3 separate regions of the Homo sapiens genome follow, and regions 1 and 2 are each linked to region 3. Evidence: read pairs that join two places in POLR2A ChIA-PET (ENCODE). Cell type or tissue: CD4-positive, alpha-beta T cell. All regions are shown on one strand. Links, peaks and the distances in the headings refer to the core of each region. The heading gives the core; the rest is flanking DNA. Region 1 overlaps SAMHD1 (SAM and HD domain containing deoxynucleoside triphosphate triphosphohydrolase 1). Region 2 has its middle 24 kb from the start of SAMHD1. Region 3 overlaps RBL1 (RB transcriptional corepressor like 1).

The links. ChIA-PET counts read pairs that join two places held together with the same protein. Peaks named below come from ENCODE experiments on the same cell type or tissue, not always from the same donor. Only the 100,000 strongest peaks of a DNase experiment are listed, where the experiment ranks them.
Region 1: POLR2A ChIA-PET joins it to region 3 with 7 read pairs; 4 of 35 experiments call an interaction of 5 or more read pairs at or near these places.
Region 2: POLR2A ChIA-PET joins it to region 3 with 8 read pairs; 7 of 35 experiments call an interaction of 5 or more read pairs at or near these places.

Annotation. Positions count from the first base shown.
Region 1 is chr20:36,927,622-36,934,067 of GRCh38, forward strand. It overlaps SAMHD1 (SAM and HD domain containing deoxynucleoside triphosphate triphosphohydrolase 1), which reads right to left. Exons shown (of 16, transcript NM_015474.4): 5 at 3,139-3,254. Among named protein-coding and RNA genes, the nearest start is that of SAMHD1, 21 kb to the right of the region's middle. In CD4-positive, alpha-beta T cell, for the core only: no CTCF peak of the experiment used is centred there; a DNase peak (open chromatin) is centred at 3,210; H3K4me3 peaks cover 445 bases; H3K27ac peaks cover 3,142 bases.
Region 2 is chr20:36,972,488-36,978,933 of GRCh38, forward strand. No RefSeq gene overlaps it. Among named protein-coding and RNA genes, the nearest start is that of SAMHD1, 24 kb to the left of the region's middle. RefSeq lists enhancers at 3,192-3,763, 3,764-4,334. In CD4-positive, alpha-beta T cell, for the core only: no CTCF peak of the experiment used is centred there; DNase peaks (open chromatin) are centred at 2,364 and 2,794; H3K4me3 peaks cover 653 bases; H3K27ac peaks cover 2,153 bases.
Region 3 is chr20:37,041,322-37,047,767 of GRCh38, forward strand. It overlaps RBL1 (RB transcriptional corepressor like 1), which reads right to left. Exons shown (of 22, transcript NM_002895.5): 12 at 5,732-5,869; 13 at 2,765-2,929. Among named protein-coding and RNA genes, the nearest start is that of RBL1, 51 kb to the right of the region's middle. RefSeq lists enhancers at 2,103-2,202, 2,943-3,112. In CD4-positive, alpha-beta T cell, for the core only: no CTCF peak of the experiment used is centred there; DNase peaks (open chromatin) are centred at 2,300 and 2,950; H3K4me3 peaks cover 1,260 bases; H3K27ac peaks cover 1,818 bases.

The DNA of each region.
Region 1 (6,446 bases), core at 918-5,917, 110 kb before region 3:
GAATTCTTTAATCTTTTTAGTTTAACTTGAATAGCAAAAGAAATTAATAATCTAAAAATACAATCACAAAAAGGGACAAACCCTTTCTTCCTATTTCTAAAACAGGAGAACAGGAAGCAGAAACATGGAAAAGTAAGCTCTCCATCGAGCAGTCTCCAGTCACCAGGTTTTACATAAATCTGATAAAAGGGCAGTTTTTGTTGTTTTTTGAAGAGACAGAGTCTTGCTATGTTGTTCAGGCTGGAGTGCAGTGGCTATTCACAAGCATGATCATTATGCACTGCAGCCTTGGACTCCTGACCTCAAGTCATCCTCCTGCCTCAGCCACCTGAATAGCTGGGACTACAAGCATGCACCACCACACAGGGCTTGATAAATGGACAATTCTGTGTAACTAAAAAGAATGTTAATGCCAAAAACTTTTTGAAATCTTCAGATTGAAAATATCTGGATTAAAATAGCAGTTTCAAGAAAATCCACTAGGGCCAGGTGTGGTGGCTCATGCCTGTAATCCCAGCACTTTGGGAGGCTGAGGTGGGTGGATCACTTTGAGTCAGGAGTTCGAGACCAGCCCGGCCAACATGGTAAAAACCCTGTCTCTACTAAAAATACAAAAAATTAGCCGGGCTTGGTGGCGGGCACCTGTAGTCCCAGCTACTCGGGAGGCTGAGACAGGAGAATGGCGTGAACCTGGGAAGCGGAGCTTGCAGTGAGCCAAGATCACACCACTACACCCCAGCCTGGGTGACAGAGCAAGACTCCATCTCAAAAGAAAAAAAAAGGGGCTGGGCGCGGTGGCTCATGCCTGTAATCCCAGCACTTTGGGAGGCCGAGGCGGGTAGATCACGAGGTCAGGAGTTCAAGACAAGCCTGGCTAAGATGGTGAAACCCTGTTTCTACTAAAAATACAAAAATTAGGCGGGTGTGGTGGCAGGCGCCTGTAATACTACCTACTCAGGAGGCTGAGGCAGGAGAATCGCTTGAACCCGGGAGGCGGAGGTTGCAGTGAGCCGAGATTGCGCCACTGCACTCCAGCCTGGGCAACAGAGCGAGATTCTGTCTCGGGAAAAAAAAAAAAGAAAATCCACTGGGGTGCAGGAAGAAAAAATTAGAATTTCTCTTATAACTCTCAAGCTTAAAAAAATCTATCTTTGGCCGGGTGTGGTGGCTCATGCCTGTAATCTCAGCACTTTGGGAGGCTGAGGCGGGTGGATCACCTGAGGTCAGGAGTTTGAGACCAGCCTGACCAATATGGTGAAACCTCATCTCTACTAAAACTATAATAATTAGCTGGGCATGGTGGCATGTGCCTGTAGTCCCAGCTACTTGGGAGGCTGAGGCAGGAGAATGGCTTGAACCTGGGAGGTGGAGGTTGTGGTGAGCCAAGATCGTACCATTGCACTCCAGCCTGGGCAACAGAGCGAGACTCCATCTGAAAAAAAAAAAAAAAGAAGTGAGCCACTTAACTGGAGAGGGAAGTCTACCTAGACTAGCCTTGGCCCTGCTTTGCAAGTCACAGGCTACACATAAAGGCTCGCTAATGCAGTGCTCAGGCTCCTGGGGACTGGCAAAGGTTTCCCAATGATTCTCCCTCAAAATACCAAGAATCCATCAAATTTATCATCTAGGGGCTGGTATTGGTTCTTTGTAAGTCTCCGGGGGACATAAAAAGAGTGCCTACTTGCTTTAAGTATCTGGCTATCCAAACAGTGGCATGCACCTCCCTTCCCCTGCCCTGAGGGTACACACAAACTCTCAGAGTCCCTGAATAAGTAGGAATAAACTATAAGGATAGAGGTAAAAACCCCCATGATTTAAAAGGAACAGTCCCGGCCCAACGTGGTGACTTATGCCTGTATTCCCAACACTTTGGGAGGCCAAGGGAGGTGAATCACTTGAGGTCAGGAGTTCGAGACCAGTTTCAACAACATGATGAAACTGCATCTCTACTAAAAATAGAAAAAAATTAGCCAGGCGCTACTCGGGAGGCTGAGGCAGAAGAATCACTTGAACCCAGGAGGCGGAGGTTGCAGTGAGCCAAGATAGTGCCAACTGCACTCCAATCTGTGTGACAGAGCAAGACTCCATCTCAAAAATAAAAAAATAAATGGGACAGTCCCCTTTCTCTTTGTCACAGGAAAAGGATTATATTCTTTTGCTTGGATTAAAGTGGCCTAAGACCTCACATGGATCAGAAAAGACAAGGAGTTCTCTAAATGTGTTAATCCACTTGGGCAGATTAGAGATTATAAATATGAAAAAAAATGGATTTCACCAAATAACCGAAGGAAAAATGGTGATTTTATTTGATAAGAAGGACAAGGCCAGGCGCGGTGGCTTACACCTGTAATCCCAGCTCTCAGGGAGGAGAGGCGGGAGGATAGCTTGAGCCTAGGAGTTCGAGACCTGCCTGGGCAATATAGCGAGATCCTGTTCTCCACAAAAAGGAAGAAAAAAAAAGACCAAAAAAAAAAAAAAAAATAAGCATAAGAAGGATAAAAGAAAAATAAAATTCACATATCATCCTAAAAGCAGTAGTAAGAAAAACTCACTAGCAAAAAGCCCTTTCATATAACCTGTAGTAAACATGATGGCCGGGCACGGTGGCTCATGCCTGTAATCCCAGCACTTTGGGAGGCTGAGGCTGGTGGATCACCTGAGGTCAGGAGTTCGAGACCAGCCTGGCCAACATGGTGAAACCCCGTCTCTGCTAAAAATACAAAAATTAGCTGGATATGGTGGTGCATGCCTGTAATCCCAGCTACTCGGGAGGCTGAGGCACGAGAATTGCTTGAAACCAGGAAGCGGAGGTTGCAGTGAACCGATAATGAGCCACTCACTCCAGCGTGGGCAACAGAGCAAAACTCTGTCTCAAAAAAAAAACAACAACAAAAAAACCACTTTAGCAAAGATGTTTAACATGAGAAATTCACTGAAAGTTGCCAAGAAAATAAAATAGCAATGTTTTCTACTTATGAATCATTCTAGGAAGAAGCAACAGTACATTTATACTAACATCAACTGAAGAATTAAAATACAATTTCCATATTCTCTTGGTTGATCTGATTTTTTAACGTCAAAGAGAGGTAACATATGTTATGATTTTACATAACAACTTTGTCTCTTTGTACAGCTTACCGAGATCATGACAAAGTCCAGCAATCTGAACACAGAGAACATCTCGTTCACTTATCTGCAGCTCTGGTTGTTTTTCACCCAGTGCGTGAACTAGACATCCTGCTAGATACCCCACCCTGCAGAGCAAAAACACAAAAAGTCACTTTTCTGTTTGCAAGAGGAGTGATAGTTCTGGTCCTCAAGAACTTCAGTATGTTTCCTTAAACATTCTAACATACCTTTAGGGCAACTTTACTGAACAGTATATTTCAGAACTAGGCAGGAACACACACAAACGGAATCCCAAAAGCAGGACCTCTGGCTCAATATCACCAATCATTAGAGGAATGCACATCAAAACCACAGTGAGATACCACTTCACACCCCTTAGGATAGCTACTATTAAAAAAAGAAAACCAGAAAATAACAAGTGTTGGACATGATGTGAAGAAGTTGGAAGCCTGTGCACTGTTAGTGGGGATGTATTATGGTGTAGCTGCCATGGAAAACAGTATGGGTGCTCCACAAAAATTAAAAACGGAATTACCACAGTGATTTAGCAATTTCACTTCTGGGTATACACCCACAATAACGAAAGTAGGTCTTGAAAAGATTGGCTGGGCTCAGGGGCTCACGCCTGTAATCCCAGCACTTTGGGAGGCTGAGGCGGGCAGATCACTTGAGGTCAGGGGTTCGAGACCAGCCTGGCCAACATGTTGAAGCCCCATCTCTACTAAAAAATACAAAAATTAGCTCAGCATGGTGGCAGGTACCTGTAATCCCAGCTATTTGGGAGGCTGAGGCAGGAGAATTGCTTGAACCCAAGAGGTACAGGTTGCAGTGAGCCGAGATCTTGCCATTGCACTCCAGCCTGGGCAACAGAGCAAGATTCCGTCCCCACCACCCTCCCCCCAAAAAAAGAAAGAGAATATATTTGTACAGACATGTTCATAGCAGCACTACTCAAAATAGCCAAGAGGTAAAAGCAACAGGTATCCATCAACAAATGAATGTATAAACAAAATGTGGTAGATACATATGATAAAATATTATTCAACCTTAAAAAGGAAATAAAAAATAATTTAAAAATAAAAAATAAAAAATAAAAAAGGAAAGAAATACTGACACATGCTACAACATAGATGAACTTTGAGGAAATTATGCTAAGTGAAATAAGCCAGTGACAAAAAGACAAATATTATATGATTTCACTAAGATGAGGTACCTAGAGTAGCCAAATTCATAAACAAAAAAAAGAGGGCCGGGTGCGGTGGCTTATGCCTGTAATCCCAGCACTTTGGGAGGCTGAGGTGGGCAGATCACCTGAGGTCGGGAGTTCAAGAACAGCCTGGCCAATGTGGTGAAACTCCATCTCTACTAAAAATACAAAATTAGCTGGGCGTGGTGGCAGGTGCCAGCTACTTGGAAGGCTGTAATCCCAGCTACTTGGAAGGCTGAGGCAGCTACTTGGAAGGCTGCTTGGAAGGCTGTAATCCCAGCTACTTGGAAGGCTGAGGCAGGAGAATCACTTGAACCGAGGAGGCGGAGGTTGTGGTGAGCCGAGATTGCGCCATTGCACTCCAGCCTGGGCAACAAGAGCGAAACTCCGTCTCCAAAAAAAAAAAAAAAAAAAAAGTAGAATGGTAGTTACTAGGGGGTTGCGGGGGGTTGCGGGGGGAGACATGAAGAGTTGTTTAATACGTATACAGTTTCGTGTTTTTTTTTTTTTTTTTTTGAGATGGAGTCTCGCTGTGTTGCCCAGGCTGGAGTGCACTGGCCTGATCTCAGCTCACTGCAACCTCAGGAGTAGCTGGGATTACAGGTACACTCCACCATGCCCGGCTGGTTTTGTATTTTTAGTAGAGACGGGGTTTCGCCATGTTGCCCAGGCTGATCTTGAACTCCTGACCTCAGGTGATCCACTGGCCTCAGCCTCCCAAAGTGCTGGGATTCCAGGTGTGAGCCACTGCACCCGGCAAGTTTGGTTTTGTAAGATGATAAGAGTTTTGGCAAGTTTGGTTTTGTAAGATGATAAGAGTTTTGGCAAGTTTGGTTTTGTAAGATGATAAGAGTTTTGGCAATCGATTGGTTGCACAATGTGAATGCATTTAACCCTACTAAACTGTACACTTAAAAAACACTTAAGACTATGTATTTTCTATTCTGTGTATTTTACCACAGTTTTTTTTTAAAGTAGGAATATCTGGCTTTGTAATGTTTACAACATAATTGGAGATGAAGTACTTAAATGCACTTCCAGCACTTCCATCTGAGCCATTCCTAAATTCTTTTCCCCTGAACTCTGAGCTACATGAGGACAGAGGCGATTGTTATCTTTTTGTGGTTTGGTAGGGCTTAGTAAGGTTCGATAAATATTTGTTGATGAATGAACATTTGAGTATAGACACATGTTGTGCCTAACTAAAAATGCTTCTACACAAACAGAAAACCAAAGTAATATACTGTGAGTACTTCATGAAAATCTCAAAGACTGTCTATTCTTCCCTGTCCACTTCCTCCTGGCTCTACACTGCATAATGGAAATGCAGACCAACGTCTCAGCTTAGTTGTATGTAACAGAGGCATCGCCTTCTCTAAGATTATGAATGCTTTTTTAACTTACGCATTTCCTGACAGGTAAGAAAATGATCTGGTTTGAAAGAGCAACTCTGTACCAGAGTAAATAGAGAATACAGAAAAATTAAATAATCAAATATACATAATTAGTTGTATCAGCAACCGACCCATTAGCTTTTATTTATTTATTTATTTATTTTGAGACTGATTCTCACTCTGTCACCCAGGCTGGAGTGCAATGGTGCTATCTCAGTTCACTGCAACCTTGGCCTCCCGGGTTCAAGCTATTCTCCTGCCTCAGCCTCCCAAGTAGCTGCAGCGTGCGCCACCACGCCTTGCTAATTTTTGTATTTTTACTAGAGACGGGGTTTCACCATGTTGCTCAGGCTGGTCTCGAACTCATGATCTCAAGTGATCCGCCTGCCCCGGCCTCCCAAAGTGCTGAGATTGGCCGGGCACGGTGGCTCATGCCTGTAATCTCAGCATTTTGAGAGGCCGAGGCGGGCGGATCACGAGGTCAAGAAATCAAGACCACCCTGGCCAACGTGGTGAAACCCTGTCTCTACTAAAAAATACAAAAATTAGCCAGGCGTGGTGGTGGGCACCTGTAATCCCAGCTACTTGGGAGACTGAGGCAGGAGAATCACTTGAACCCTGGAGGCAGAGGTTGCAGTGAGCTGAGATCGTGCCATTGCACTCCAGCCTGGGCGACGGAGTGAGACTCCATCTCAAAAAAAAAAAAAGTGCTGGGA
Region 2 (6,446 bases), core at 818-5,817, 69 kb before region 3:
GTGCATTAATCCTGTTGCCCACTCCAGCCTGGGCAACAGGAGCAAAACAGTGTCTCAAAAAAAAAAAAAAAAAAATTAGCCAGGTCTGGTGGCGCATGCCTGTAATGGCAGCTACTCGGGAGGCTGAGTCCTGAAAATTGCTTGAACCTGAGAGGTGGAGATTGCAGTGAGCTGAGACTGCCAGTGCACTCCAGCCTAGGCAACATGGTGAGACCGTCTCAAAAAAAAAAGACTGACAGCTCCTAGGCCAAACTTAGCAAAGTAAGACAATGAATTTTTCTTGTCATCGTTTTAAATAGAGTAACAGAGAAAGTAGGAATGATTATCTTAAAACCTCAACAACTATTTTCTTCTATGTCCCTTTCATTTAAATACTATACAACAGGCTGGGCGCGGTGGCTCACGCCTGTAATCTCAGCATTTTGGGAGGCAGAGGCAGGCAGATCAGCTAAGGTCAGGAGTTTGAGATCAGCCTGACCAACATGGTGAAACCCCGTCTCTACTAAAAATACAAAATTAGCCAGGTTGGTGATGCATGCCTGTAATCCCAGCGACTCCGGAGGCTAAGGCAGGAGAATTGCTTGAATCTGGGAAGCAGAGGTTGCAGTGAACTGAGATCACACCACTGCACTCCAGCCTGGGTGACAGAGCAAGACTCTGTCTCAAAAAATAAAATAAAATAAAATAAAAAATATTATACAACAAAACAAGGACAGAGTGAGACTAAGCACACAATAATTTCAGCTATTTTAAAAGAGTATCTAGGAAGTGGCAGAATTGAAGTTAATTAAACAAGAGAAAAAACTTAATGGCCAGGCACGGTGGCTCTTGCCTGTAATCTCAACAACACTTTGGGAGGCCGAGACCGGCGGATCACCTGAGGTGATCAAGACCAGCCTGATGAACATAGTGAAACCCCATCTCTACTAAAATACAAAAAATTAGCTGTGCGTGGTGGCCCGCACCGGTAATCCCAGTTACTCAGGAGGCTGAAGCATGAGAATCACTTGAACCCACGAGGCGGAGATTGCAGTGAGCTGAGATCGCACCACTGTACTCCAACCTAGGCAACAGAGCAAGACTCCATCTCAAAAAAATAAAGAAAATTTTTATTTATTTATTTATTTATTTTTTGAGACGGAGTCTCGCTCTGTCGCCCAGGCTGAAGTGCAGTGGCCTGAGCTCTGCTCCCTGCAAGCTCCGCCTCCCGGGTTCACGCCATTCTCCTGCCTCAGCCTCCCGAGTAGCTGGGACTACAGGCGCCCGCTACCGCGCCCGGCTAATTTTTTATATTTTTAATAGAGACGGGTTTTCACCGTGTTAGCCAGGATGGTCTCAATCTCCTGACCTCGTGATCCCCCTGTCTCAGCCTCCCAAAGTGCTGGGATTACAGGTGTGAGCCACCGCGCCCAGCCAAAAATAAAGAAAAAATTTAAGAAAATTAAAAAAGAAAAAAGAGCATCATCTCCCATTTCCAAGATTGGTTTCTAGATACAGTAATCCGGTAACTTTCACCATTAGAATCTTTAAACCAGTGCAACACTTGTACATATATTGATTTTAAGTACACAAATGAAGGCCCAACAGTGAGAGAAGGCTTAGGATCAAAAATCACTAGAAAGTCTCAGTTTTTTTGTTACTACTTAATCACTTAATTTTAATAATAGTAAAACAGGCCAGGCACAGTGGCTCATACCTGTAATCCCAGCGCTTTTGGAGGCCAAGGTGGACGGATCACTTGAGGTCAGGAGTTCCAGACCCTCTTGGCCAACATGGCAAAACCCTGTCTCTACTAAAAATACAAAAATTAGCCAGACATGGTGGCGTTCGCCTGTAGTCCCAGCTATTTGGGAGGCTGAGGCAGGAGAAATGAACCTGGGAGGCGGAGGTTGCATTGAGATCGTGCCACTGCACTCCAGCCTGGGCCACAGAGCGGGACTCCATCTCATAAAAAAAGCTTTGTAGGCCGGGCGCAGTGGCTCAAGCCTATAATCCCAGCACTTTGGGAGGCTGAGGCAGGTGGATCACGAGGTCAGGAGATCGAGACCAGCCTGGCCAATATGGTGAAACCTCGTCTCTACTAAAAAATACAAAAATTAGCCAGGTGTGATGGCACGTGCCTGTGGTCCCAGCTACTCAGGAGGCTGAGGCAGAAGAATCGCTTGAACCCGGGAGGCAGAGGTTGCAGTGAGCCAAGATCATGCCACTGTACTCTAGCCTGGGTGACAGAGCAAGAATCCATCTCAAAAAAAAAAAAAAAAGAAAGTTAGGCAGGTGAAATGCTGCTTGCCTGTAGTCCCAGCTACTTGAGAAGCTGAGGTGGGAGGATTGCTTGAGCCCAGAAGCTTGAGGCTGCAGGGAGCTCTAATCACGCCACTGCACTCCAGCCTGGGTGACACATCGTGAGCCTGTCTCAAAAACTAATAAAAGTAAAATAAAATTAATTTTGAAGTTAAGCTGCTCCATTATAAAAGGTCACCTGTTTTTAATTGTTTATTACAATTTTTTTTTACATGAAGGAAATTATGCAAATCTTAAGTCGTAAAACATGATGAATTTTTCCAGCTTTATTACATGCAATAAAATACAATAAAATAAACCTGTCTTAAGTGTACAGTTTTACATAAAATAAAATTTACATACAATAAAATACACCTGTCTTAAGTGCACAATTCGATGAATTTTAGTGATGCATATAGCTGTAAAACTACCACCACAAACAAAATATAGAATATTTCCATCACTCTAAAAAGTTTTCTCATGCCCTTTGATCTTCTTCCCTGCCCTCCCCACATCCTTCCTGCCACACGCCCAGGCAACTGTTGCTCTGTTTTATGTCACTATGATTTTGCCTTTTTGAAAATTTCATGTAAATATTTTTATATATGCAAAGTATATAGTCTTTTGTATTTTAGTTCTTTTACTTAGTATTATGTTTTTGAGATTCATCTTTATTGCATGTATCAATATTTATTTTCTATTGCTGAGCAATCTTCCTTTGTAACCAGTTAATGGATGTTTGGGTTGTTTGCAGGGTTTGATTAATATGAATAACTATCAATATAAACATTTGTGTGCAGTCTTTCAACATTTTTTTCCCTCTGTTGCCCAGACTGGAGTGTGGTGGTGTGATCATGGCTCACTGCAGCCTCAACTTCCTGGGCTCAAGCAATCCTCCTACCTCAGCCTCCCAAGTAGCTGGGACTACAGGAGTGTGCTATTTTTTTTTTTTATTTTTTTTATTTTTTATTTTTTATTTTTTTATTTTTTTATTTTTTTATTGATCATTCTTGGGTGTTTCTCGCAGGGGGGGATTTGGCAGGGTCATAGGACAATAGTGGAGGGAAGGTCAGCAGATAAACAAGTGAACAAAGGTCTCTGGTTTTCCTAGGCAGAGTGTTTGTGTCCCTGGGTACTTGAGATTAGGGAGTGGTGATGACTCTTAACCAGCATGCTGCCTTCAAGCGTCTGTTTAACAAAGCACATCTTGCACCACCCTTAATCCATTTAACCCTGAGTGGACACAGCACATGTTTCAGAGAGCACAGGGTTGGGGGTAAGGTCACAGATCAACAGGATCCCAAGGCAGAAGAATTTTTCTTAGTACAGAACAAAATGAAAAGTCTCCCATGTCTACTTCTTTCTACACAGACACGGCAACCATCCGATTTCTCATTCTTTTTCCCACCTTTCCCCCTTTTCTATTCCACAAAACCGCCATTGTCATCATGGCCCGTTCTCAGTGAGCTGTTGGGTACACCTCCCAGACGGGGTGGTGGCCGGGCAGAGGGGCTCCTGACTTCCCAGTAGGGGCGGCCGGGCAGAGGCGCCCCTCACCTCCCGGACAGGGCGGCTGGCCGGGCAGGGGGCTGACCCCCCCACCTCCCTCCCGGACGGGGCGGCTGGCCGGGAGGGGGGCTGACCCCCCCACCTCCCTCCCGGACTGGGCGGCTGGCCGGGCGGGGGGCTGACCCCCCACCTCCCTCCCGGACGGGGCGGCTGGCCGGGCAGAGGGGCTCCTCACTTCCCAGTAGGGGCAGCCGGGCAGAGGCGCCCCTCACCTCCCGGACGGGGCAGCTGGCCGGGCGGGGGGCTGACCCCCCCACCTCCCTCCCGGACGGGGCGGCTGGCCAGGCAGAGGGGCTCCTCACTTCCCAGTAGGGGCAGCCGGGCAGAGGCGCCCCTCACCTCCCAGACGGGGCGGCTGGCCGGGCGGGGGGCTGACCCCCCCACCTCCCTCCCGGACAGGGCGGCTGGCCAGGCAGAGGGGCTCCTCACTTCCCAGTAGGGGCGGCCGGGCAGAGGCGCCCCTCACCTCCCGGACGGGGCGGCTGGCCGGGTGGGGGGCTGACCCCCACCTCCCTCCCGGACAGGGTGGCTGCTGGGCGGAGACGCTCCTCACTTCCCAGACGGGGTGGCAGCAGGGCGGAGGGGCTCCTCACTTCTCAGACGGGGCGGTTGCCAGGCGGGGGGTCTCCTCACTTCTCAGACAGGGCGGCCGGGCAGAGACGCTCCTCACCTCCCAGACAGGGTCGCGGCCGGGCCGAGGCGCTCCTCACATCCCAGACGGGGCAGCAGGGCAGAGGCACTCCCCACATCTCAGACGATGGGCAGCCGGGCAGAGACGCTCCTCACTTCCTAGATGGGATGGCGACCGGGAAGAGGCGCTCCTCACTTTCCAGACTGGGCAGCCAGGCAGAGGGGCTCCTCACATCCCAGACGATGGGCGGCCAGGCAGAGACGCTCCTCACTTCCCAGACGGGGTAGCGGCCGGGCAGAGGCTGCAATCTCGGCACTTTGGGGGGCCAAGGCAGGCGGCTGGGAGGTGGAGGTTGTAGCGAGCCGAGATCACGCCACTGCACTCCAGCCTGGGCACCATTGAGCACTGAGTTAACGAGACTCTGTCTGCAATCCCGGCACCTCGGGAGGCCGAGGCTGGCGGATCACTCGCGGTCAGGAGCTGGAGACCGGCCCGGCCATCACAGCGAAACCCCGTCTCCACCAAAAAAATACGAAAACCAGTCAGGCGTGGCGGCGCGCGCCTGCAATTGCAGGCACTCGGCAGGCTGAGGCAGGACAATCAGGCAGGGAGGTTGCAGTGAGCCGAGATGGCAGCAGCACAGTCCAGCTTCGGCTCGGCATGAGAGGGAGACCGTGGAAAGAGAGGGAGAGGGAGACCGTGGAAAGAGAGGGAGAGGGAGAGGGAGAGGGAGACCGTGGAAAGAGAGGGAGAGGGAGAGGGAGACCGTGGAAAGAGGGGAGAGGGAGAGGGGGAGGGTGAGGGAGAGGGAGAGGGAGAGAGAGAGAGGGAGCGAGTGTGCTATTTTTTTGTATGTTTTGTAGAGACGGAGTCACGCCATGTTGCCCAGGTTGGTCTTGAACTCCTGGCCTCAAGTGACCCATCCGCCTCAGCCTCCCAAAGTGCTGGGATCACAACAAGCATGAGCCACCGCCCCCGGCCTGATCATACATTTTTATTTCCCTTTAATTTTGTATGTGTTGGGTTCATGGGTCAAATGGTAAGTATATGTCAAACTTCATAAGATATTGCCATATTCTTTCCCAAAGTGGCTACTACCCATTTTGCATTCCAACCAGCAATGTGTAAAAGTTCTAGTTGTTCTACATCAAGGCCATCTTTAGAAGTGAATCTTCCCAGACTTTAAAAAACATGCATATATTATGTATTTTTAATGTAAAAATGGTTCACAGATATCACTTAATATATCAGGGTCATCCTTGTATTGTCTAAATTAGACTTCTGTGACAATTTTTTTAATTAATTTTTTTTGAGACAGAGTTTCATTCGTGTTGCCCAGGCTAGAGTGCAATGGCACGATCTCGGCTCACCGCAACCTTCACCTCCCAGGTTCAAGCGATTCTCCTGCCTCAGCCTTCCAAGTAGCTGGGATTATAGTGATGTGCCACCACACCCGGCTAATTTTTTCGTATTTTAGTAGAGACGGGGTTTCTCCATGTTGGTCAGGCTGGTCTGGAACTTCTGACCTCAGGTCTCGAATTTCCGCCCACCTCGGCCTCCCAAAGTGCTGGGATTACAGGTGTGAGCTACCGGGCCTGGCATTCTGTGACAATTTTAATGTTGTGTTCCAATGTCTGAATCTCCCATTATTTATGTATTTATTATTTATTTTGAGATGGAGTTTTGCTCTTGTCGCCCAGGTTGGAGTGCAGTGGCACAATCTTGGCTCACTGCAACCTCCGCCTCCCAGGTTCAAGCGATTCTCCTGCCTCAGCCTCCTGAGTAGCTGGGATTATAGGCGCCCACCACCATGCCCAGCTAATTTTTGTATTTTTAGTAGAGACGGGGTTTCACTAGGTTGGCCAGGCTGGTCTCCAACTCCTGACCTCAGGTGATCCACATGCCTCGGCCTCCCAAAGTGCTGGGATTACAGGCATGAGCCACCACCCCCAGCCTCTCCCATTAT
Region 3 (6,446 bases), core at 980-5,979:
TTCATTTAATTTTTTTTTGAGACACAGTCTCGCTCTGTTGTCCAGGCTGGAGTGCAATGGCACGATCTCAGCTCACTGCAACCTCCGCCTCCTGGGTTCAAGCAATTCTCCTGCCTCAGCCTCCCAAGTAGCTGGGATTATGGGTGTGTGCCACCATGCCCAGCTAATTTTTTGTATTTTTAGTAGAGACGGGGTTTCACCATATTGGCCAGCCTGGTCTCGAACGCTTGACCTCAGGCAATCCACTTGCCTTGGCCTCCCAAAGTGCTGGGATTATAGTCATGAGCCACTGCACCAGCCTCTGTTTTTTATTTTTTAATTCTGAATACCACCAATGAAAAGTGTTCAATCTTTATACAGACATTTGAAAATTTTTAAGTAAGTTTAATGGTTTCCTAGACATGATATCAAAAAGCAGAAGCAAAAGAAAAAATATCTGAATTGGACACCATCAAAATTAAAAATTTTTGCATTTCAAAGACACCATCAAGAAAGTGAAAAGACAGGCCAGGTGCAGTGGCTCATGCCTGTAATCCCAGCACTTTGGAAGACCATCCTGGCTAACACGGTGAAACCCTGCCTCTACCACAAATATAAAGAAATTAGCTGGGCGTGGTGGTGGGTGCTTGTAGTCCCAGCTACTCAGGAGGCTGAGGCTGGAGAATGGCGTGAACCCGGGAGGTGGAGCTTGCAGTGAGCCGAGATCACGCCACCGCACTCCAGCCTGGGCAACAGAGCAAGACTTTGTCTCAAAAAAAAAAAAAAAAAAAGAAAGTGAAAAGACAACCTAGAAAATGGGAGAAACATTTTGCAAATCATTTATCTGATAAGGGATTTGTATCTAGAATAGATGAAGAACTCCTATAATTCAATAATAAAAAGACAACCCAATTACAAAATGGGCAAAAGATCTGAATAGACATTTCTCCAAAGAAGATATGCAAACAGCTTACAAGCACATAAAAAGATGTTGATCATCATTAGCCACCAGGGAAATGCAAATAAAACCACAATGAGATATTACTTCACTCCTACTAGAATGGCAGGATTAAAAAGGCAGATAATAACAAGCATTAGCAAGGATATGAAGAAACTGGAATCTTTCTACATTGACCGTAGGAACAATAAAATGGTGCAGCCATTTTAGAAAGCAGTCTGACAGTTTCCCAAAAGCTTAAACAGAGTTACCATATGAACCTGCAATTCCACTCCAAGAAAAATGAAAACATATGTACATATGTTCACACAAAAACTTGTGCCTGAATGTTCATAGCAGCATCAATCATAATAGCCAAAAGGGGTTAGTTGTGGTGGCTCATGCCTGTAATCCCAGCACTTTGGGAAACTGAGGTGGGAGGATCGCTTGAGCCCAGGAATTCAAGACTAGCCTGGGCAACATAGGGAGATCCCATCTCTACAAAAACTACAAAAATTAGCCAGGTGTGGTGTGTGTGCCTGTAGTCCCAGCTACTCAGAAGGCTGTGGGGAGATCATTTGTGCCTGGGAGGTTGAGGCTGCAGTGAGCCGTGATGGCGCCACTGCACTCCAGCCTGGGTGACAGAGTGAGATCTTGTCCCCCCCCCTCCAAAAAAAAAAAAAAAAAAGTCAAAAGGTGGAAACAACTCAAATATTTATCAACCGATGAATGGATAAATAAAATGTAGCATCCATACAATGGAATATTACTTAGCAACAAAAGGAAATGAGCCAGATGTGGTGGCTCACACTTGCAATTCTAGCACTTTGGGAGGCTGAGATGGGAGGACTGCTTGAGCTCAGGAGTTTGAGATCAGCCTGTGCAACATGGCAAGATCCTGTCTCTACACACACATGCGCGCGTGCACACACACACACACACACACACAATTAGCCGGGTGTGGCCAGGCGCGGTGGCTCAAGCCTCTAGCCTCTAATCCCAGCACTTTGGGAGGCTGAGGCAGGTGGAGCATGAGGTCAGGAGTTCAAGAACAGCCTGGACAAGATGGTGAAACCCCGTCTCTACTAAAAAAAGTACAAAAAAAATTAGCCGGGTGTGGTGGTGGGTGCCTATAATCCCAGCTACACGGGAGGCTGAGACAGAGAATTGCTTGAACTGGGAGGCAGACGTTGCAGTGAGCCGAGACTGTGCCACTGCTCTCCAGCCTGGGTGACAGAGCAAGACTCCATCTCAAAAAAAGAAAAACAGAAAGAAAAAAAAATTAGCCGGGTGTGGGTGTGGTGGTATGTGCCTGTGGTCTCAGCTACTTGAGAGGCAGAAGGACAGTTTGGGCCGAGGAAGTTGAGGGTGTAGTCAGTGCACCATCTTTGTCCACTGCACACCAGCCCGGGCAAGAGTGAAACCCCGCCTTAAAAAAAGAGAGGAAATGAAATACCGATACATTCTACAACATGGATGAACCTTAAAAACATTATGCTAAGTGACAGATGCCCAGTCAAAAGGGACTACATTTTTATGATTCCATTTATATGAAATGTCTAGAATAGGCAAATTTATGGAGACAGAAAGTAGATTAGTGGTTACTTACAGCTAGGGAGAAGATTCGGGGGTAGGGAAGTGATAGCTAAAGGATGTAGGTTTCTTTTTGAAGTGATGACTATATTCTAAAATTGTGGTTATGGCTGCACATATCTATTTATATACTAAAACCACTGAATTGTACACTTAAAATGGGTGAACTCTATGGTATAGGAATTATCTCTCAATAAAGCTGGTTTTTTTTTTTTTTTTTTTAATGATACGATTATCAGCCTTGCCCAGACTCACTTCTTCACAGGTAGGAACTTTGTTTGCAGAAACCTGGAGAGCCTCCCACAGTGCAGAATCGTGACTCCATGCTAAACTCTCCAAAATCTGTTCTTCAATGCTGTTTAGGTGTTTCACCATGTCCCTTGAGAGCCCCTCTTCTGAGCGGATCACCACCTCAATAACCTGCAGAGGAGAAAGTGAGAAGGCAATGTGGTTTCAAGCAGTTAGTTCTAGTCTGGACTTGCATGTAGGACTAGCTGTGGCTTTCTTCTTCTTCTTCTTTTTTTTGAGACGGAGTTTCCCTCTGTTGCCCAGGCTGGAGTACAGTGGTGTGATCTTGGCTCACTGCAACCTCTGCCTCCCAGGTTCAAGTGATTCTCCTGCCTCAGCCTCCCGAGTAGCTGGGATTACAGGCACCTGCCACCACACCTGGCTAATTTTTGTAGTTTTTAGTAGAGCCGAGGTTTCACCATGTTGGCTAGGCTGGTCTAGAACTCCTGACCTCAGGTGATCTGCCCGCCTAGGCCTCCCAAAGTGCTGGGACTACAGTTGTGAGCCACTGCGCCCGGCCACTGTGGCCTTATTCTGTGGCACAGAACCAAAGTCATCTTTGAACCATAATTCTGTGGCTTACTAACATCTTCTAATTTATAAAGGAGTTTTTAAGTTCTTTAAAATATGTTCACATATATTTCTGTTTTTCACGTTTTATATTATAAATGACAACTTGAGGCAACGATAGGTGAAAACTGGTCAACAGACCAACAGTGGGAGAAGTCAGGTCTTGGGTTCCAAGTCTAGTTCTATTTTGAATGTATTGCTCCTTTCCAGACTATTTTTTCCACTAACTCAAAATAACAGAATGAATGAACTATTTAAAGTGACTTTGCGTATATACACTATAATTCCATTTTATAAGGGAAGTATCTAGAATAAAGTTTATATACACAAAATATTAATAATATGATTGTTAATAGATTATGATGTATGACTTTAATATTCACATTTATTTACTTATTTATTTATTTATTTATTTATTTATTTATTTATTTATTTTGAGACGGAGTCTCACTCTGTCACCCAGGCTGGAGTGCAGCGGCGCCATCTCGGCTCACTGCAATCTCTGCCTCCCAGGTTCAAGCGATTCTCCTGCCTCAGCCTCCCGGGTAGCTGGGACTACAGGCACGTGCCCCCATGCCTGGCTAATTTTTTGTATTTTTAGTAGAGATGGGGTTTTACTATATTAGCCAGGATGGTCTCAATCTCCTGACCTCATGATCCGCCCGCCTTGGCCTCCCAAAGTGCTGGGATTATAGGCATGAGCCACCGTGCCTGGCCCACATTTATGTTTATGATTTTCTTCAATGAGCACATATCATTTATGTCATTTAAAAAAACAAAGGAGGCCGACACAGTGGCTCATGCCTGTAATCCCAGCACTTTAGGAGGCCACAGTGAGAGGATTGCTTGAGACCAGGAGTTCGAGACCAGCCTGGGCAACATAGTGAAACCGAGTCTCTATTGAAAAAAAAGGCATTTAGCTGCTTGAATAAAATAAGGATGTTATAAATAAAAACCAATTACTATGAGGTTGTTGACAAAACTAAACTTTTTCCTAATGGCAAAAGTTGAATACACACATTAACATTAAAGTGAGTGTATAGTAGAATCACTTCTCCCTAAGAAACCTAAAAATACTTTAATCACACTCAGTAATTCACACAGATAAGCTTTCCAATGACCTGCATTTTCTACAACTTTAATTCAGGCATACTTTAGGTATAAAAATTTAACTCTTCAAACCAATTTTTCTATCACCAGTAGAAAAGTACCTAGATGACTAAATATTAACTAAATCATGCCAAGAAGCGTAACAGTAGCATTAGTCTTAAAGTTCGATACTATGTAACATTAAACGTTATTGACTGTGATGACTAAACGTTATTGAGGGTGATGATGTAGTTCAATAGCTATGACCTCTGTTTTATTTTGAAAAGATTAACAAAAATAGTTCTAGCAAGAAAAATAAAGGTAAGGTAAGTAAGATTCATTCACACTGAATTAGCTCAAACTTGGGGAAGAAGCATAATCTATTATTACGGCTTTATTAGTTAGACCACCACCAAAATCAATTTTAGGTCTTCCTTCCTCTTGGTAGAAAGCGTTTTTTGTTCTTCATCATGCATTTGTTTAATAGGATTATAATTTTCATTCATAAATATGGAAAATTTGAAGTTAAGTACTAGTTCCAGGTCACATTTTCAAGTCCGTGTTAACAAAGGAACTGAAGCTGTAAGATTGACTTAATTTACTGATACTCTCACCTTCTCTCTCTCTTTTTTTTTCTTTGAAACAGGGTCTTGCTTAGGTGCCCAGGCTGGAGTGTGGTGGCATAATCATACCTCACTGTAACCTCAAACTCCTGGACTCAAGCCATCCTCCAGCCTCAGTTTTCCAAAGTGCTGGGATTATAGGTGTGAGCCACTGTATGCTCAACTCTCTCTTGTGTTCTTGGTTTCACCCAAGAGGAATATATATTATCTTTTTTTTTTTTTTTGAGACAGAATTTTGCTCCTGTCGTCTAGGCTGGAGTGTAATTGTATGATCTCCGCTCACTGCAAACCTCCACCTCCCAGGTTAAAGCAATTCTCCTGCCTCAGCCTCTCAAGCAGCTGAGATTACAGGTGCTCGCCACAATGCCTGGCTAATTTTTTTTGGTATTTTTAGTAGAGACGGAGTTTCACCATTTTGGCCAGGCTGGTCTCGAACTCCTGACCTCAGATAATCCTCCCACCTTGGCCTTTCAAAGTGCTGGGATTACAGGCGTGAGCCACCATGCCTAGCCAGGAATATATATTTTCAGAACACATCTGGAAACACTTTCCAGATATCACAACAGTGTTTTTCTTCAGCACTAAGATAAATACAATGTTTCTGTGAGAAACACTGTTTTCATCTCATAACAGAACTTTGTTTTCATCTCACCTTATAAAAGTAAAATGGTTGCAAGTTGAGAACTTCAATAATCCAAGGAAAAGTACGAGGTGAGCTATAGGCAAAGAGCACAATTTCCAAACAACAAGCCATCAAGGAACGATGAAATATATCTTGCTCTAAAAGAACCTGGGGGAAGAGAAAGACCACAGTTTAATATTTTTCAGCAATTTCAGTCTTTGCCATTCCATAAAGAAACCTATAAAAACAAGAAAAAATAACGTGCAAATTATATTACACTAGATTACTGGAGATAAAAATTTGAGTTCTCAAATTGGTAGTTTTCCTATAATACCTATTCTTGCTCAGTGGGTAGGGAATAAATTTAAATAAGGTGTACATAACAATCTGCTTTGAAATCTGAACAAATAATAAAAGTCAGTATTCCCATCAACAGAAAAGCATTAGAATTGGTTATTTTTCTTAATGACAGTTAATTGTTTTGTCAACATAAGGGTTTATTTATCAAAACACAGAAATGAAAGGTAATATGTCACAGTTTAGACAAAACTGTTCAGAAAAAGAAATACTTCACTGAGAAAGTAAAAGTCCTACTTTACCATTAAGTTTAATATAAGTTTTCAGTTTTAAAAATGGTATTTGTTGCCTTCTTTCTTTCAAATATCACCCTAGATTGGCTGAGTGTGGTGGCTCACCCCTGTAATCTCGGCACTTTGGGAGGCCGAGGCAGGTGGATTGCTTGAGG